Regions from separate parts of the Mus musculus genome. Here region 1 is linked to region 2. The links are chromatin loops, found by intact Hi-C in ENCODE. Cell type or tissue: left cerebral cortex. All regions are shown on one strand.

What was found. A loop is a pair of places that touch in the nucleus more often than their neighbours do. Peaks named below come from ENCODE experiments on the same cell type or tissue, not always from the same donor. Only the 100,000 strongest peaks of a DNase experiment are listed, where the experiment ranks them.
Region 1: a loop joins it to region 2, with 2.5 times the contacts of the local background. A loop is called at or near these places in 2 of 42 quality-filtered maps.

The regions. Positions count from the first base shown.
Region 1 is chr5:71,075,553-71,083,552 of GRCm38, reverse strand. The region is part of intron 3 of Gabra2 (gamma-aminobutyric acid (GABA) A receptor, subunit alpha 2); the gene reads left to right. Among named protein-coding and RNA genes, the nearest start is that of Gabra2, 16 kb to the left of the region's middle. In left cerebral cortex, no CTCF peak of the experiment used is centred here; a DNase peak (open chromatin) is centred at 4,514.
Region 2 is chr5:71,021,510-71,029,509 of GRCm38, reverse strand. All of the region lies in intron 4 of Gabra2 (gamma-aminobutyric acid (GABA) A receptor, subunit alpha 2), which reads left to right. Among named protein-coding and RNA genes, the nearest start is that of Gabra2, 70 kb to the left of the region's middle. In left cerebral cortex, no CTCF peak of the experiment used is centred here; DNase peaks (open chromatin) are centred at 2,017 and 3,354; H3K27ac peaks cover 1,879 bases.

The sequences.
Region 1 (8,000 bases), 54 kb before region 2:
TTGTTCCTTAATGGGCATTGAAGTCATGAAGTAGGAAAGATACCATAAGATTTAACAGTGCTGTTCATCTCATAGATATGAAGTTCCTTTGGATGAGGGGCAAAATAAACATGTGTGTTACCACTCTTAAAATGACTCTGAATGTCAGCACATGTTTCTTGGAAAGGACAAGTTACTGAAGTTCAGACAAATCAATTACTCTTGCTCATAACATACAATCAAGCAAATCTGTAACTACACACACAGTTTAGCCATTTGTATTAATCTCTGAGTATTTTGTGATGTTAGTTTAAGTGCTAAAAGTATTTTGATGAGCAAAGCCTAGGCTTTGCATAAAATGATATCGTATTATTTTCTCATACCTAGATATAGATTGTTAAAATAATGCCCCTTTAACTTCTTAATTAAAGATACTGTAGAATTATGTGTTTTTCTGTTTGAAGAACAAGTCCTTCTCAGGAGGATAGAGGGAATTTTTGTATACTGTCTGCCAATCTGAGATCTAAGAACCTGGAAAACATTACAACCCTCAGAAATCAGGTCTTGTTCTGTCTGCAGTAGGGTTCTAGAGTGTTCTCTGTTCTCTTTTAGAGACAGATTCTTACACATAATAAGTCAAGTAAAACTCCATTTGAAACGTCTGGATACTTCTCAGTTACCTTAAGGAAAACACATGTCCTCATTACTTTTAATATGTGTTGATCTACAGGAACATTGAAAAATAGCTACACCGTAAGGGTAAAATAAAAAGAAGTACAGGAGGGACAGTATATTAAACAGCATGTTTATTTCTTTTGAGTTTCTAATTTTTGGTACAGCTAGAATCCTGAAAACTTGTTTTACTTTGAAATACCTTCATTTTTCAAGGAAGAGATCTTTTCATTCACAACTGCCTGTAAGAATGAACTTAGTACTTACACATATTTCATATAGATATCATCAAATTTAGGTCACCAACATATTGTAAGATATAGACCTTAAAATTCTCATTGGATTTTATACTTTTATTAGCTGATTATATAATGGCTTTGAAATGCTTTTTATATTTATCATGCCTTTAAAAAATTCAAAGCCCATCAAAGGAAAAGTCATCTCCATCTTAATTCAGTAGTAGGTAAAATTTATTTATTTTATTTATTATAGTTCTTATTGTTTTGATCAGTGTTTAAAGCATTTTAAGGGCAAAATATGCTTCATATAAAATTTCAAAAGTAGTCCTGCATTAAAACAGCCTCTTTTGTTTAAAAAGAGGGGAAATAAATATCTTTATTTGATTCAGGATGCCATTAGCTTCTTAAGGGAATAAGCACAATGTGTTCCAGCACTACCTGCAGTGACATTGTCTGGAAAGAAACACTTCAGAATTTAAAAAAAAAATCTTGTTTGATTGGAGTATTACTGAACTGATTTGATATGAGGCCCAAGACAGTTATTCATCCTGTGTTGCTCAGAGAACTAAAAAAAAGGATGAAGATGCCTCATTTAAAATCTAATACAATGGTAAAAATCTTCCTTTGCTAACATGTAGTTTGCACAAATGCCCATAAAACAGTAAGAAAACTAGCATAAGGCTGTTTTCAACTCTTTGTGAAGATGGGCTACAAAGTCTAAAGATTTCTTCTAGTGTTTCAAATGTTTGGAAGGATGTTCAGTGCAATTAGATCCTAACTATGATTAGAGATAGCCCAGCATCAGAAAAAATAGAAGATGGATATATATATCCTAATAATATTCCCAAATGTTTGCTCAGATTATGTTTTGTATTGATGTCTGAGTAATCTAGTATGGATGGGGATAAGCATTTAGGAGCAAGGCACTTGATGGTCCAGACCTGTAACCCAGCTTCTAGGGAGACTGAATCAGGGGGACCATCAGTTCATTTAGTCTGAACAACAGAATAAATTCAGGTATAACCTGTGCTATGCAACTGTCAGGGATACAAAATACCCTGAGGACAGTTCCTGGTCGGAAAAGCAAAAAGGTTTTCAAAGGTTTGGTTGCCCTCTGAATGATGTGTGATGTGTATTTAAAGGTTGCTGGTACAGAGGAGGACTTCAGACTTGAACTGTACAAGTGGTTGGGAAGGGAAAGACCTATGTCTTGGGAGACAGTTAAATAGAGATTAAAGGTTTTTGATATATTCTTCATCACATGTAAGAATACTTTCAAAGCTAAATATTATAGACTACTATTAAGCTCCTTGCTTTAGAGGTTTATAGTATATTTTTATTATACGAATTTCTTAGAAGTTACTACACCGAATTTAAGCAGCCCAGGCGGGGAGAATTGCAATGAATGGAGGGAATTCATTTCTGTTACTGTAATTACATAAAGGAACTCTTCAGATTCCCAAGAAATGAAACAGTGGACTAAAATACCCGACAGGTTTACAAGGAAGATTAAAATTTGCATACCCAGAAAGGAAGTCTTAATTAAAAGAAAATGGAATTTCAAGGTTGGTGTTTCAGTCAAGTAGAAGGGAATATGGGAGTGTAGATTTAATTACTTATCTAGGGCATGTAAGGGTGATCATTGAAGCAAAAAAAAATGTAAAACTGGGGATTCTACTGGGGAGAACATAAAAATGATTACATGAGTATGGAAATATTTGGCATATTTGGAAACTGCATGGGGCAAGCTTAGGTGGGGATGGGACAACAAGAGAATGAGGGTGAATGCTTTGTGGTCACTTCCAAGGAGTAATGATGGAAATATTACTAAGAGTATGATGTCACCTGATAAGTCAAAATTAAAATGAGGTATTTTTTGATTACCAGGAGCTTTTGACTTAGTACAGTATCCAGGATGGTAACATCAAAAGTAACTCTGCATAAAAGGAAATATACTGGATCAAAGGAAATCTGCATAAATACCACATTATTAGTAATGCTTATATTAAACTATGTCACCACTATAAAAATGTGAACTTAAAGAGAAACATCAAGATAATTTTTGAGCTCTGTGTGTGTGTGTGTGCACATAAGTGAGGAAATCAAACAATTATCTTGAATGTCATTCCTCAGTTGTCTTCCACATTACTGTGTGTGTGAGAGAGAGGGGGGGGGAGGGGAGGGAAAGGGGAAGTGGGAGGGGGAGAGGGAGAGAGATCCCATTAATTTGATGATCAGCAATTAAGCCAGGCTGGTTGGCCAATGATCACTAAAGATCCACTTATCTTCTGTCTCAGCTTCGAACTTTGTCTCTGTAATTCCTTCTGTAGGTATTTTGTTCCTTATTCTAAGAAGGAACAAAGTATCCACACTTTGGTCTTATTGTATTTTGAGTATTCTAAGTTTCTGGGCTAATATCCACTTATCAGTGAGTGCATATCATGTGTGTTCTTTTGTGATTGGGTTACCTCACTCAGGATGATATCTTCAAGATCCATCCATTTGCCTAAGAAGTTCATAAATTCATTGTTTTTCTGTATCCATTTATCTGTTGAGGGACATCTGGGTTCTTTCCAGTTTCTGGATATTATAAATAAGGTTGCTATGAACATAGTGGAGCATCTAGAGGCTGCCTCACCCAGGGATCCATCCCATATACAACCACAAAACCCAGACACTATTGCATATACCAGCAAGATTTTGCTGACAGGACCCTGATATAGCTATCTCTTATGAGGCTATGCCAGTGCCTGATAAATATAGAAGTGGATGCTCACAGTCATCTATTGGATGAAACACAGGGCCCCCAATGAAGGAGCTAGAGAATGTACCCAAGGAGCTAAAGGGGTCTGCAACCCTATAGAGAGGGTTGAACTAACCAGTACCCCCCCCCCAGAGATTGTATCTCTAGTTGCATATGTAGCAGAGGTTGGCCTAGTTGGACCATCAATGGGAGGAGAGGCCCTTGGTCTTGTAAAGATTATATGACCCTTATAGGATAATGCCTTGGACAGGAAGCGGGAGTGGGTAGATTGGGAAGTAGGGCAGGGGGAGGGTATAGGGGACTTTCAGAGAAGAAACTAGGAAAGGGGATAGCATTTGAAATGTAAATGAAGAAAATATCTGATAAAAAAAGAAAAAAGTAAAATAAAATATTTTACATGGGATAAAAATTCCACTTATCTTCAGTCTCTTCACAGTGGGATTACAAGGGTACACCATCATGACGCTCTCTCTCTCTCTGTCTCTCTGTCTCTCTGTCTCTCTCTCTCTGTCTCTCTCTCTCTCTCTCTCTCTCTCTCTCTCTCTCTCTCTCTCTCTGTGTGTGTGTGTGTGTGTGTGTGTGTGTGTGTGTGTGTGTGTGGTGTGTGTGTGTGTGTGTGTGTGTGTGTGTGTGTATACTGAGGGTTGAACATAGGCTCTTGTACTTTCAAGACAAGCGCTAACATTAACTGAGCTATCTTCCTAGGTCCGAGTATCTGGATCCTTTAAAAGAGAATATGAGCCAGATGGAACAGTGAGCAGAATATTGCTCTAACAGAAGGTTTCTTTTAGCTTTCATTCCTTTCAGCATCCCACATAATCTGTAAGGTTCTTGGAGATATTTTTGGCTGTCACTAGCTGAGGGTTTGACTCATAGCTTTAGCAGAGAGGGTCACTTAGGACTTACATTACTACGTGTGAAACGCACTAGTGATGACGTCTCATGGGATCTAGGTGTTGACTCAGGATGGGGATATTTCCATGATGGTGCCTGTGAAATTGTAACATCATGGGCTTGTCATACTTTTTTTTTTTATCTACTACCACACACAATTTTGGATTTTGTCATTTTTGGTAACAGTGTCTAATAGAGGCATTTCTTTCCCAGACTGCCACCAGTTGCTGGAGGCAGCTGCAATTTCAGCTTTTGTTGTCATTGTCTTGAAACAGCTGGGACACTAAACAAAATCTATCAGCAGATGTGGAAGTGGGCAGGTGTATGTTTAAGTGAGTAGATCCAAAATTTAGTGGGGCAGAAAACAGATGGCTCGTCATCAAAACTTTTCTCCTCCAGGGAGCTGTTTTGTGGCATGTCATCTCTGTAATTGGCTCACTCACGTAGATAGGGTACTGTGACATTCAGATGTTGTCTGTCTTGAGACATCAGAAGATATGGTATTCTCGAGTAGCTTTTTATACTGTATGCTTAAAGACAATTGCAAAAAAGTGGAAGAGCTTACTAGCATTGCAAAATGATAATCCAATATAGGAGAAATAATAAAATCATGGTCACCTTTAACAATTAACAATGTGCTAACCTGGTATTTAAATTTTTAATTGATATTTGCTTCGTTGTGGAATTCAGTTTCATATAAACAAGAAACTTAGTAGTAGGTGGCTCCTGTCATTCACCTATTATTAAAAGGTCATATAAAGAGCTCAAACTTAACTAGGAGTGGTTGTGTATTAATAATCCCCGCACTTAGGAACTTCAGGGAAGATGGTCAGGGCAGCAGACTAAATACCAAGCCAGTTAGAACTGGGAGTATATAACATGATCCTGTTTCTAAAAGGAAAATCATTGTCTTTAATATTTAATATTATTCTTATGTGTACTACTTATGGTTTTTCTTAAATTATCTATCTATCTATCTATCTATCTATCTATCTATCTATCTATCTCCTGAGTAGCTTTTTTTTTTACTGCATTTTTAAAGACAATTGCAAAGAAGGAAAAGACCTTACCAACATTGGAAAATGATAATCCAGTATAGGAGAAAGAATAAAATCATGGTTACATTTAATAATTACATATAAATATATAAATACAACCTATTGAGTCTATGTAGTATTTCTAATACGTAGTATACATATATTATTAAAGTTGACTACTGGTATTGGGCAATTAATTAGTGAACTTATCTCTGGAGAAGACTGAGTCTCCCTCTTTCAGTTGTCATTAGTTGCCTGTAGCTCTTCATAATCTCAGGATTTCATTTATTATCATTATTATTATTACTTTGAGAATTTCATACAATGAATTTTGACCATTTTTGCCCACTCTTCCATAACTCTTTTCAGATTCATTTCTTTTCCATACCCATATAACATTTCGTCTCTAGTCCCCCAGTAAAGGATGATTTGCACTGCTTGATATTTTTGAATGTCTGGAGTGTGGTCAACTTATATGTGCTATATGATTAAAGAAAGCTGACCCTTACTTTCTCAGCAGCTATCAGTTGCTAATAGCTTCTTGACTAGGGGTAGAGCTTCCTGACTAACAGCCCACTTTGGGCTGATCCCAGGATACTAACCACCATAGTTACCCAAACTACATAAGGGATCAATCAATTACTCTGTTCCTTTTGTCAAGAGAAAGCTTTCCCTTGCAGCTGAATTCCAACTTTACATTGTAATTTTTATGAAGGTAGACTATTATCTGGGAAAATGAGTAAATGCCTTGGATTATGTCTACTGGGTTCACCATTCTGCTTTCTAGCAAGGTCTCCATGTTTCCCATTCTGTCAGTCTTGGATGACATTTTGAGATTGGGGAGGGCCTCAATCTCTCAAGGGTTGAGCTTAAGGAATGTTACATTGCATTTTATAATCCCACAAGGCATTCTTAAAGGATATGATGCAGACACAGAGGTGCCTTAAGCACTTTGTGAATGTTATTTACATTTATTGTTTTGATTTTAATGTCTTTTCTATCTTTTCCTCTTGACATTAGAAATTCAAAGTTTCTCCTTCTAAAAGTTGGTGCTTCGTTCTTCATCTGAATATAATCATAAATATATTTATTACCTATGCTAGTACTTTACAAAGTGCTGCTAACTGTTAGATTGGTCATTAATTTAGGTGAGAAATCAATCTATGTAATATAAAATATTCTTCATTTAGCCATAAATACACATAGATATGTACTGTACTAAAACTGACACATGTCTTGAAAAACAAAAATGAATATTACTGAGGTTGAAGATGTGGCTTAGTTGCCAAGTTCCTCCTTAGTATATAAAGACTCTTAGGGTCAATAACCCAGCACCCTGAAAACCAGGCAAATTATTGCATGCCTGTAATCCTATCTTGGAAAATAGAAGAAGAATAACCAGAAGGTCATTCTTTATTATATTGTTAGTTCAAAACCAGTTTGAGCTACATGAGATCTAGTTTTAAATATAATGATATGGTGGCAATTTCTTTGATAAATATATTTCAATTATTGTAGTTAAATAGGTGGGGAGATACTAATTATATTTGAAGTTGGGAACTAACTTTATATAGTGTAATGCACACATCTATGGTCACTTGATCTTTGACAAGGGAGCAAAAACCATCCAGTGGAAAAAGGACAGCATTTTCAACAAATGGTGATGGCACAAAAGGCGGTTATCATGTAGAAGAATGCGAATTGAACCATTCCTATCTCCTTGTATTAAGGTCAAATCTAAGTGGATTAAGGAACTCCACATAAAACCAGAGACACTGAAACTTATAGAGGAGAAAGTAGGGAAAAGCCTCGAAGATATTGGCACAGGGGAAAAATTCCTGAATAGAACAGCAATGGCTTGTGCTGTAAGATCAAGAATCGATAAATGGAACCTCATAAAATTGCAAAGCTTCTGCAAGGCAAAAGACATCGTCAATAAGACAAAAAGATCACCAACAGATTGGGAAAGGATCTTTACCTATCCCAAATCGGATAGGGGACTAATATCCAATATATATAAAGAACTCAAGAAGGTGGACTCCAGATAATCAAATAACCCCATTAAAAAATGGGGCTCAGAGCTAAACAAAGAATTCTCACCTGAGGAATACCGAATGGCTGAGAAACACCTGAAAAAATGTTCAGCATGCTTAATCATCAGAGAAATGCAAATCAAAACAACCCTGAGATTGCACCTCTCACCAGTCAGAATGACTAAGATCAAAAATTCAGGTGACAACAGATGCTGGCGAGGATGTGGAGAAAGAGGAACACTTCTCCACTGCTGGTGGGATTGCAAGCTTGTACAACCACTCTGGAAATCAGTCTGGCGGTTTCTCAGAAAATTGGACATGGTACTTCTGAAGGATACTGCAATACCTCTCCTGGGCATATATCCAGAAGATGTTCCAACTA
Region 2 (8,000 bases):
TAATGAAGACAAGTTTGAACCTGTGTTTACTGAAAACAGAAATAATCTAATTAGACCTGCCGCACATGGGAAAGAAAAACACGTCCATGTTATAACCTACAAATAGAAGGAGATATGGAGGCATAGGGCTCATGTCTCATAAAAGTATTTAGTTAATAAGAACAAATACTGGAGATATTTCATTTCCTTTTTAGTAGTATAACTGCTGTTCTTTCTATGAAGTACATAATAAGTAGCAAAACCTAACTAAACTCCTAGATCCTATTGTTCAGGTCAGTGCTATAGATTTATTCTGACTTTAGCCTGAGGGAAAATAGCAACATAACACAAAGCATTAAGAACCAAGGACAACACACCCATGCACATAGAGCACACGTGCATATGCACATAAACGTGCAGACACATGTTCACGCTTGGCGATCAAAAACTCATTAACCAGGGTAATTGTCTAAAGAAAGTTGTGGATCTGAATTATAATTAATGATTCTAATTACACTGTCTGCAGTTAAGTTAAAAATCTTTAATTTCAACATTTAAAAATTAATGAGTAAAAAGGTAATTAAGCGTTAGAATGTACTGGGAGCTAACAATGGACAAAGTTTGCAGTAGGCGTGCACACTACTGCAATTTCTCCCACTCCTGACCTACCTCCATGAATTTCCATATAAAGAAATATGTCCATGCCTGACCTACCTCCACGAGTTTCCATATAAGGAAATATGTCTTTTCCACAAAATATATAAAAATTTTCTTTTCCTGTATTGGTGGATATTTCATTGCATGTGCATATTTTGTGACATTAGCACTAAAGCCACAAAATGTGGTACCCAGGCCTGTAAAAAGAACCACAGCTTAGGTAATTGTCCCTTGCTCAGTGTTAGTGCTATAGCACTGGACTTTGGAGTAGAATTGTGAGTTCTCATCAACTGTGTTTTCCTTTATATTATTAACAAGTTAGACATTCAGGTAAGTGTGACCTTGGTGTATTAATTACAATGATCTAATTGAGTCATACTTTTATTCATTTTTGTAAACATTAAGTACAAAGTACAATTCCCAAGAAGCCAATGCAGTACTGTGTAGTTCAAAGTATGGCGAGCCCTAAGATACCAATGTCTAGTAGAAAAGGCACACTGTGCTTACTTGCTTTCTTTCTTCCCATTGTGATTTGCCAATGTAGTTGGTCCAGGGGACTTGGGATGTACTGTGTATCAGAAGGGAAGTTATCATCTTTGCCTGTTTTAAAACTGGCATTTAAAAGTTATTTTGTAGCCTTTTAGGGGATAGCAACTCCCTAGGAAGACCAACATAATCAACTAACATTGACCCTTGGGGCTCTCAAAGACTGAAGCACCACTCAAAGTACATACAAGAGCTGGACCAAGGCTTACCCACACAGATGCTGATGTACAGCTTGGTTTGCATGTGGGTCCTAAACAACTGGAGAGGGAACTATCCCTGTTGCCTGTATGTGGGGTATGTTCTAGCTGGGCTGCCTTGTCTGGCCTCATTGGGAAACGAAGCACCTACCCTTGCAGAGACTTGAAGTGCCAGCATGGGAGAGATACCTAGTGGAGAACCCCCTCAGGGGAGAAGAGGAGGGGAATGAGGGAAGTATTGATGGAGAGGCTGACTGGGAGGTAGACAGTGAGTGGAGTTTAAAATGAATAAGTAATAAAAGAGTTACTTTCAACTTTGGAGTGAGAAGGTTAGACTCAAAGACTTTGACGCATCAGATAATATCCAGCCCCATGAAAGTATATGAAAAAATGCTTCTCAAAATAAGATTCCTAAATATCTTATTGGGATAGGCTGAAGTTTCTAGTAAAGAAGTTGTTGCTCAGGTGCCTCTCAAAATTGATGTGCAGTAGGTTGAGAGTATAATACATTCATGGGTAGACTTGTGTCTTAGAGTCTATGTGGTTCTCAGAAATAAGTAATAGATGTCAGATGTGGGGAGAAGCAAAAATATGTGAGATGGAGACTGCCTCAGCCAAGACATGACTGTCGGCTGACTCATACTTTTTCTAAGGCATATCCTACAGATAGACTGGTGGACTTGATATGGACTCTGATCCCATGGTGGGTTCGCAACAGTAGTAATAAGAAGAGGAAGATGTATCTTAAAGAATATTGATTAAGTAGTGAGATGAAAACTATCTCTTTTTTGATGGCAAAGCTGAGAAAAAATGCTTAAATATGTCAGCTGAGGTGGGACAGGATGAGATGTTGGCAGTAGAGAAGAAATACGGCAGTTATTTAACACTTCACTATGTATGTAGTTGATGACTAGTTGATCTGCTGGGTACAGAAGTTGGAGAAAAATACAGAAGAGGAAAAGTGAAGGTGAGTTTAGAAAGAGTCTGCCCATTACTTTTCAGGGGGCAATGAGGGCTGTGTAAGTTTAGAGCAGCAATATTAAATGTCCTGGTTTCCTATGGACTGAGTGACATTTCCCATTCTGCTCACTCTATTGTGTAAGTTACATACTATACAGTTATAATTTCTTGAATCAGAGTGATTTTTAAACTAAAAGCTGCATGTGTTGGAGAGAGGGGTTGTTAGTTAAGAGTGCTCATTGATCATTCAGAGGGGCCAGTGTTGGTGTCCAGCACTCCCTTTGAAAGGCCCGTAACTACCATCAAGCTCCCGCTTTGTAGGATCTGACACTCTGTTCTGCCCTTTGCAAGAATTGATGTACTGGTGGCTGAAACTCATGCTGACCACCAAGACAAAGAGACACAGATACATAAATTACAAAATGCACATATTTAAAATAAAAAGGGAACCCACACATGAGTGCAAAGGAACATAACACTGCTCCCCACCACCCTCTACCTTCTGACTGTCCGTGCAGTACCCTCAGCTGCTTTCTGCTCTGCCTGCCAGCAATTTTTCATTATGATGGACTCTCCCTGTGACTGTGAGTCAAAATAAATGCTTTCTTTCTAAACATAAAGAAGTGAATAAAAATCTGGAGATGGAATGCTTGATTCTTAGATTGCAAGTCTCGAGGAACCTTTGTTTTTAGACAAGCAATCCAGAGATTGCATGTATAGGCTAAGAAGAGTTAAATTTACCCATTTCTATAAACACCCATACTTTTTCTAAGGCATATCCTACAGATAGACTGGTGGTCATGAGACAGACTCTGATTCCATGGTGGGGTCTCAACAATAGTAACAAGAAGAGGAAGATGTATCTTAAAGAATATTGCTTAAGTAGTGAGATGAAAACTATCTCTTTTTCGATGGCAAAGCTGAGAAAAATGCTTAAATATGTCATTAGATTAAGAACAAGGAGGTGTTTGCTGATGGTGGCAAAAGCAACCAGATTGCAGTGGGCGGAGGCATGTGGGAAGTGAGGAAGTGGAGAAAGAGTGGAGGCAACATTTTAATCAGCATGGCTGAGAAGAGATCGGCACAGAGGGCAGCAGTTTTATAAGGCACTGTAACTCTCAGTGAGGCTTTTATTTTTAAAAATTGCGTTGAACTTCTCACTGTTCTCTGAACATGCCATTATTGCTAACAGCTCACTGCCCTTGTACATATTTTTTCTCCATACTTGTTATACTGATCTACTGCTTTGCCAACTGGATTTTTTTTTCAGTGTAGTCAAGGCTAATATCAAACTTAACTTTCTCTAGTGCTTTTTGGGGGTTTCTTAAAAATAGCAATTTTTCTTTTCCTTGTACTTCAATTTTTAGTTTTGTTAAATGTGTGTGTGTGTGTGTGTGTGTGTGTGTGTGTGTGTGTGTGTGTGTTGTAAAGATCATTGTCTTATTTACTGCATTCTGGGCTGTGAAAAGGAATAGTTGTATCCATATATTCCAACAGATTCAAAAGTAAATGCTGTATCCATGAAAGCTTTGAGACTAAAGGCATCTACATATAATTCAGGTGTGCCCCTCAGTAATTCACTGCATAATGGGAGGGTACTAAAACTAACTTGAAAGTAGTGTGATAACAGTTTTATCAAAGGATTTATAGGTAGATATGTTAGTGGACAAAAGATCTGTGATTCTCAAGGTTTCTAGGGAAGGAAGTCCCGCTGAAAAATGGATTAGACTCCTTTGTCACAAAGCACTCTACATTTAGTGAAATGGGAAGTTCACTACTACTAGAGCCACATATAGGGAAGATGGCCTGAGAAAATCATGACAGTCTGCCCAGGAAAGCTGCTAGAGCTAAATGAGGTCCACAAGATACATAAATATTCCAAAAAAGGACTTTACAACAATAGATTCCAGAGAACAAGCTTGTCCATGGCTTGCTTGTCATGTGTTCATATTCATATTGTGATCTGGCTCATTTAAAAGAGTCACATGAAAACAATATGAAAACACACATGTGTGTACCATGGACTTCTCAAGGGATTGAGGATCAGGGTTTCTGTGCATAGGAAGAACATCTGCATTAACACCTACATTATCTTTTGACATCTGCTTCTGTTGATGCCATTGTCATCTGCTCAGGGCCTCACTACCCAGAATGTTTACAGAATGTTTTACTTTTCATGATTTCCCTCATTCATTCATTCATTCATTCATTCATTCATTCATTCATCCATCCATTCACTTGCTCAATCATCTATCTATTCAACATTCATCCAGGGAGTATTTATTGTTTACTAACAGTCATGCAGGCAGTTTGCTATATATTGTTATAGTTATGAAAAGGGAATTGTTAACTCTGCTTTCAGTATAGAGTAGGAGATGGTCAAATGTAAGGAGCTGATGAAGAGTGAAGGTGACACTTACCAATGAATTAGCATAAGGGAGCCATGACTTGACACATCCAAAAGCTTGCATTTATGTCAATACTGCTGAAGTGCAATGTCAGTGTATGCTTGTGTGTGATGGGAGAATTGGTTGAGCGAGATTGAAGAAGGTAGGAAGATATATAATAGGGACATGGAGGCTGTAAGAGTGTTTGTATACTATTCTAAGGGCTTTAGAAACTCAAATGAAAAAAAAAATTCATGAATGCTATATTCATCAGAATACTCCCACTTTGTGACAGCATCTCAATCCATTCCACAGCTTTAGGGAGGTCAGGCTAATGTGTGTACTCTTTGATATGTTGTGTGCACATTCTAACTCTTCTCCATCCCACACATGGGGGATTACTATGAGCAATGGCTTGCCACCTACATTTCTTCTCCTCTTATAGGAAGATATAAAATGGAGGCAAAAAGAAGAAAGTTTAGAAAAGGGGGAGAATATATTCTTATATGTCTGGTTCTGCTAAGGATTAATCAATATTGTTTGTATTATAGACATCTTTTATATAAATGTTGGGCACAAATGGGACTTCTCCTCTGACTGTTATTAATTGTAAAATTAATGTCAACCACACATGGTGGTTCTTTGACGGCTTCTGTTGAGGTCTTCTACACAGCCTCTAAACTTGGCCCTTTGCTTTGTCAATATTTGTTCCTGCTTTGGTTTTCAAGCTTCTATTTTAAAGGTATCTGTGCCAGTTGATGTCCGTGACGTCCAACTTTCCCCCGGAATGTTTACATATTACACTTTATCTTTTTAAAGAGTTTTAGCAGGTTGCTTCTGTTATCATATTTTCCAAAATTCAACTGAAATTAAAAAAAAAGATTAAATAATATGTGCTCCAGTAATTTCTCTGATCTACTTAAGAGCCTGTTCTTATCATACATTTCATATTGTATACCATTGCTATAACTTTTCATTTAGTAATTGAGATTCTTTTGGGTGTTCAAAGAAGATAACCTTTCATGATGTACTATGATGATACTTATAATTATCTTTTGTGGAGAACTCTATTTCTTTACCATAATGGCAGCACTAATTTTAACCCTTACCCACACTGTGCAAGACAGGGCTCCTTTTCTTCATATCTAAGCCAAAACTGACCTATCATCTTTTCTATACCCTCAATTATTATTTTGCCTATAGTTTTTATTTTCTTAATGATTCATGATATTGAATGAATTTGATATGCTTGTAAGCTATGTTTAGTGTTTCTTTAAAAAAAAAAACTCAACATTTAGGATTTTTAGATATTTATTTAAATTGGGGTGTTGTTCTGTTACCTGGATACATTTCTTACAGTCTGTACATTAAATAGACACTACAATATTTACTAAATATACTAAACCATATCTAAATGTAATTTTAATTAGCTATTTGGTTCATTGTTTAAGTATTTGATAGGAAATTATTTGATAGAGAAAATGCTCTTCCATAGTTGCTCTCCAGTTTTTTTTTCCTAGAAATTTTGCACCTTCATATGTTTTATTGTTTAAATCACTCATCTCTTTTGTTTACTTCTTTTATGGTGGAAGAGAAGGACCCTTGTCATTCTTGTGAGCCCATATTCCTGGCTTCCCCAACACTGGAAAGAAAAAAATGTGAAAGAGTTTTTGTATTCAGCAATTATAAAACTCAAGTTTTAGTAATTATTCCTGTAACTTCCCATAATCTGTAAATTTTTCATGATCTGTGGCCACTGGCTCTTTATTGGTCCATGATAGAAGAGTATTTAACTGTGGTTTCCTGCCTCAGAGAGTTGTTGGTATGTATGATATAATGACAAGTCTATAAAATTTGGAAGCATCAGGTTTGAATTGAAATTTAAAATTCTGAAAATTTGAATATTGCTACTGAAATATGTTCCCTTAAGGGTTAGGGATAACTTGAATATTAAGTAAGTAAATAAAAGTTTTAAATGACACAAAATGTTTCCAAATGATTTGAATCTCTGCAAATGATGAGAGATTTAGGGTAGTTTCATTAGGTTTGCTTTAATAATATAATATAAAGATCTAACAGTGTCGAATCTCTCTCCCATTATTGATTTAAACTTCTTAACCATTGACTGCAAAGGGAAAGCCTAAGTATTTCACCTTCACAATGGCTGGAAGAGCTGTGCTGTTCTGGAACTTGTGTTTAATTGAGCATGTTTGTATACAGAGCTTTACTAACTGGGTTTATTGCCATTCTGGTGATCTTAAGTGCCCTACTCGTTGAAATGTTTGCAATATTAATTCATTGTCAAGTCTGTTGCTGAAGTTTCTTTAAATACAAACTCATGACTCTGAGCTTAAATATTTTTGTATATCTCAAAAATTATTTTTAGTTACCATATACCTGCCTCATAAGCCACATTTTTCTTCATTATGGGAGCAACACTACTGATAGGGATTTATTCAATAGGACCTAGCCATTAATAGCAAAAAAGGAGGGATAATGAAATAAATTTAGTACTTTTAAATACACTTAGTAATTCAGAGTAAATGAGAAATCATTCTGAAATTAGTCCTGAAATTTGCTTGTTTTAGTGACTAGACAGAATCTTCAGAAATTGGCTATGAGCATTGACTTATAATTAACATACTTATGTACTGAAGACTATGCTGTCTTCTCCAAGTTTAATGTGTTCTTGAAATTATGTTTATATAACAGGCTGTGCTGAAGAAAATTATTTGCTTGTTTGCAGGACCAATTATGGAAATAACACTAAAGAAGTTTGCTGAGTAAATGGAGAATTTTAGTGTTTGTAAAATTAGTATTAGTATCCTACATTGTTTTTTATTTTGTCTTGTACCTATAGAAAGCTGAGAAAAAAGAAATTGGCTTTCTTTATCTATTATCCCACCTATAGAATGATTAAGGTTTCTATGAGTATTTCCTCTATACCATGGCTGTATGAACCTTCAGCTCTGTGTTGTTACTCAACGTTCAATTACCTTTCTCTCCTATTTTAGTTGTAGGAGCACTAAATATGTGTATGCCTTTTTCTCCCTTCCTGTTTTTGTTGAATGCACTCAGCAGCGGCTGCTGGCTTCTGAGCTGTGATGAACATTTGTAACACCTATACAACAATTTTAGGTGTTTGTCTTCACATTCCAGATGCTTAGATTTTAAAATGGCTTGCAATTTGCAACGGCTTTGTTTTGTCTTTAACTAACATTTATAACTAAATTTAATTTTAAATACAGTGGTTAGACACCTGTATTTTGAATAG